Linked DNA regions of Homo sapiens: region 1 is linked to region 2. The links are chromatin loops, found by intact Hi-C in ENCODE. Cell type or tissue: A673. All regions are shown on one strand.

Evidence for each region. A loop is a pair of places that touch in the nucleus more often than their neighbours do. Peaks named below come from ENCODE experiments on the same cell type or tissue, not always from the same donor. Only the 100,000 strongest peaks of a DNase experiment are listed, where the experiment ranks them.
Region 1: it touches region 2 in a loop (6-fold over the local background); 1 of 110 quality-filtered maps calls a loop at or near these places.

What each region holds. Positions count from the first base shown.
Region 1 is chr4:114,997,022-114,999,521 of GRCh38, reverse strand. All of the region lies in intron 2 of NDST4 (N-deacetylase and N-sulfotransferase 4), which reads left to right. Among named protein-coding and RNA genes, the nearest start is that of NDST4, 120 kb to the left of the region's middle. In A673, no CTCF peak of the experiment used is centred here; DNase peaks (open chromatin) are centred at 1,081 and 1,701; H3K27ac peaks cover 950 bases.
Region 2 is chr4:115,112,944-115,115,443 of GRCh38, reverse strand. It overlaps NDST4 (N-deacetylase and N-sulfotransferase 4), which reads left to right and starts at 1,824. Exons shown (of 14, transcript NM_022569.3): 1 at 1,824-2,000. In A673, no CTCF peak of the experiment used is centred here; a DNase peak (open chromatin) is centred at 1,423; H3K4me3 peaks cover 1,971 bases; H3K27ac peaks cover 2,202 bases.

The DNA.
Region 1 (2,500 bases), 120 kb after region 2:
TAATAAACTTTTAAATTTATGATGATAATATTAATCACTTGCTTTTATGGAGCACTTTCTGTGCAAGCAGAATCAATCCTAAGAAGTTACTATGTAGCATCTCAATTATTTCTCATAAAGTAGGAAGTAGATATGAGTATTAGTTTCATTTTACAAATAATGGAATTGAGAGGTGAAGGAGAATCTAAATGGTCACACCACTAGTACACAGCGGACCAGGATACAAATCTAGAGCTCCTACAAGGACTCAGAAGCAAGACTGCTTATGATTAAATCCACAGTGCTTCATAACAGCTGTTCTATTACCTGCTAATTCCTATGGAAGCCAAACCTATAGGCATTCACAAAAACGCACAACTAATTAAATATCTCAGTGAAGCAAATAAGTAAAAAATAGATATATGAATCCACCCATTCATTAACAAATATGCATCATGTACCTAATTCACTCCAGAAGCTGTGCCCAGTATTTGTGATATAACAGCAAACAAAATAGACCTTGACCTCATCTTCATGAAGTTTACTTTCTCAATCTTGTGTGATTATGATATGAGATAAACAAGATGCATTTTCAACTCGACCCAAAGTTTAGGCCACACAATAGGGGGAAATCACAAGTCACGCCTAATCATGAGGCTTGGTGGATGAGGTAACTCCTCTGAAAAGGGCAAGCCAAATTCAAGCCCAAGGTCTACAGGGAATTTATTTACCAGCAAGAGTCCTTTGCCAAAAAGGAAAAATATAACATACCATGAAGCAGTTTCCCAGGGAAATGGAAGCAAGACCACCAAATACTCTATTGATAAAGTTTAGGGGCATATTAAAAAAGGAAACTCTCTAATTGCAAAACTATAGTCAGACCACAAAAGCTCCTGTATCAGCAATGTCACTTTGATGATGTATCTGAGAGCAATGAGGCTTAAAAGCCTGAATTCTAGCACTTATGGTATGAGACTGCTTTTAATTCTTGCCCAGAATCTGTTTTCTTTTAAAAACAATGTTTCCCTAAGGCCTTCATCAAAGGCATGAGGTATGTGCTACTCCAGAGTATCTGTTCCCCAGGGAATAGTTAATGGGGTTGCACAGTGTGAGCCATGACCTCCTCATCTCTGCACTTTGGGGAATTCATTTTCAACTTGGATTCTAAGCTGGAAGTGATTCTTTCCACTAAAACAGGTTTTAGAAAACCTCTATCATAGCACACAGCATGCAGAAAAAAGCTAATCTCCAGAAGAGGCTGTAGATATAGGATGCTCACTTTGGGGATAGACAAAGAGAAAGTTACAGTGTGAAGCATCCGTTTTTGCATTTAGCAAAGCAAACACCAAGTTTTGTGGACAGCTGCAAGAATTCTGAAACTAGAGGGCATGACAGGAAAGCAGGCAAGGGATAAGAACCACTGGTGGAAGTGATTAATCCTTAGGTCCTCTAAGTATAGGAATCCAGTATAAAGCAAAATGATTCCATTAGCCATACTACTTAGAAGTTGTCATCAGTGGAGGATACCTAGAGATGACTACCACAACATATTATATATGCCTGTGTATCATAGACTACATATAATTTTCAACATAGCCTGTCATTTCCAACAAATCCTTTAATCCTCTTCAAAAAGATGCAAGTTTAAAACCCCTAGAACCAGGGGGAATTATTTGTCTATTATAATCAGGATTTTGATGGTTGGAGTGGGCAGAAAAGAACATCGCTAACATAATTCTTTTATAATGAGTCATAGTTCTCTCTGAGTGTATAGAGCAAGCTAATGGAGTATTCACTTCAATGCATTACCTTCTGTGTCTGTACTATAGATAAGGCATTGTGCATGTTTATTTATGTGAGAAACATGAAGATAAATAAAAGTTCCTTCCCTCTAAGCCTTTACTATCTTGCAGGAAGTTAGGAAAAGTTTCACAAAAACAATACAAGACTGAATTAATTTACATAGCTTTCTTGGGTGTAATATTTATGCTTCAATATTCTGATTACTTAGACATCAATGTGGTAGGCTATGTTCTGCCATACTGAAAAAAAAATTAATCACCAACCAATTAAAACAGTGATAAGTTTCATACTCCTTAGAGCTGGGTTTATGAATTTTTGATAATATTATCACCTATCTGACAGATATATTTTTCCTTTAGCAACTTGGGTAACATAACTCTTTTTGTTTTTTTCTCATTCTGTCTCCTTGATATAAACATGCTAGGAGAAGTAGAAAGAAAATAATATGAAACAATAAATTTTCTCCTCTTAAATAATCTGGAAAAACATTGTGGAAGTTTTGGGTTTATAAGAGGACTAGTTAGTGGGAATACTAGTTTTGCAATAGGGCTTTGGTGGAAGTGAAAAATACTCCACATAAGCAAAAGCTCCGAAGTTAGAAAATGAATCATATTGGCAAATAGGTCACATCATTATCCTGGATAAGCGGAAAATAGGAGGAAGTGAAAAATATCTAAATGACTTTGTCCATGGTAGAGACATTTAAGCAACAAAATAC
Region 2 (2,500 bases):
TTTATGCTATTTTATGTTATTTATCAACTGTTAGTGTTTCCCATGATGCTACTCTAGTAATAATTATTTTATTATGACATCTTTGAAATATTTAACTGCAGTTTATTTATCCATTTTGAATTTTGATGTGTATCACTCTGAAAATTCTGACTTGACTTCAATGCATCTTTGCATTCCAAATGTTTTAAAAGGTAGTAAGAAGTACCTGAACGCTTTAATTATTTTTAAAATATAAATTTTTTCTTTAATATATTTTAGCCTGTGCACCTGAAAAACTAACTGATACATGACCTATGAGTTACTAGGTTTTATTTATTGCTTATGAATAACTGGTAAATATTTTTTCTAACTTGCTAGATTTTTTTTCCCTATTCTCTGTATGGCATATGTCTATGGCTTGCTAACCCTCAAAACCTTGTGCAGTATAATAATACTAGTAATCCTGGATGCATTAAAATTATTCTTCTGAAAGACCACATCATCAATAAATGCTGAGTTTTGAAGGACTCCCTCCTACCCCTACCTTCCAGTCTTATAGAGGATTTCATTGAAACCACACCAGTATTTCAAGTGGAACTACTACGTACAACCAAAGACACCCATATACCTGAGGAGGACTTGGAGTTGAGAAAAGCTTGTAGTTCTGTTCTGCAACCTATTAGGGGTGTTGAACCAAATTCTCATTAGCCTATCTTATTCCACTAAATTAAATGGTAGAAACTAAGGGATGTACTAAAGCAAGAAAAGCCCAGGGAATCATGTAGTCTGGAATGAGGAGAAGTACCTGAAAGCACTTTACTTTTACTTTTACATATATCCTAATGAATAAGTTTAAAGAACTTTACATAATGTATATAAAAGTACTTGATAATATCTTTATGTGTTTACACGAATTAATAGAAAACAAAGAGCAGGTAATTTTCAACTTATATTGCCACGTTAAAAAGAAGAAAAGAGACATAGAAAAGAACTTTTCCATAATAATCCAGTAGTTTACCTTAATTACTAAAACAATGCACACAATAAATTCACACGCACATACTCTTTCTTTTCTTCTAACATTTATCATGGTCTAAAATGCTGTTATTAACTTCAGGACTATGTAGCTTACTAATACTTGTCCGAGTTTCCTATTGCTCATTGTTGGCTTTTGTTGAGTTTGTAATTTTTGTGTTTAACTGGCACACATTTACAGCAGAAAATCCTGCTTTGAACTTTTCTTATTTTGTCCAATAGAATCTCGTGGAACAGTGTCATAGCTGCAAAGTGGAATTCTATCCTCAAATTTCATAGGAAATAGTCGAACTGTACAATGAAAGATTATGCAAATCTTCAAGGAGCATCTAATCAATCACCGCGGTGTGAGCGGAATGCAGCCCATCGCTGAATTAGCTTCTGTTGGAATGTATTCATGTGTAACATCCCACTGACTGGATGACATCACAACAGCTCCAGGTCCTTGAAAGTCTTGAGGATGATTAGCTGAAGGAATTGGCTGTTTCTGCCAATCATAATCCGGCAAAGCTGCCTTTATAGTTCTGGAGATGTGAGAGAGAGGGAGGGAGGGAAAGACCGACTACAGCTAAACAAGAGGCACAGCAGCACTAGCAACAGCAGAGCAGGAGCAGCTGGTATTCCGGTGATTAAATAGTTCTCATAGCCTTTTTGCTGTACTCGGTCTGCTCCCTGGTGTAATTCTCGTGTCCAAGAAGGAAGCTGCATTTTAACGGTGTGCTGAACAGAGGTTTGAATCATTCCAGCTGGCTGCTTGTTTTGAAAAGGACAATGTGTGTATAAATAAAAGGACTCTGCTGGAAGAGTTCAGACACTAAGACTGGAGCTAGAGAGTGCTCTTGGAATATTGTTGAGGCAGATTGCATGAACTGAAAGCTCCTTCTAATTAACCTGGAGCCAAGTGAACCTGAATACTGGATATCTCATGTTCTAACACGGGATAAATTCAAGTTAGAAAAAGACAAAATATTGAAATGCTTCTCTAGGTAAGTTACTGCTTAATTTGCTGAAATCGAGGTGTGTATCATAAATGAATATGCGTTGCTTAGCTATGTAAACAAGTCGGACACAATAAAGTTTTATTTGTGAAAGATTTATGTAGAAGCAGATAATATCTTAAAACCAAATTCAATCTCCCTTTTCCGCATGTGTGTGCTTACCTGTCATCATGCTTTATAGAAGTTATATTTGCACGTAAGTAGAAAATACAGTCGTACATAAAAAAAAAGAGATACAACTTGATAAAATTTAAACAGTTGCCGGAACATTTGCATAGGAAATATCTTATTTGATAACAACTTTAGCCTTTTCATATTAAAAGCACCAATTTTACAAACTCAACATCCAAAGTTAACTGTAGGGTTATAAATGTTTCCCTAATAAGTGTTACTGAAAACATGGCATTCAAATTACCGAAGATGGGAACTCCTGTTTTTTGGACCTGAGATTTATAGGCATGCTCTGTACTAATGGTCTGCTTTAGAGA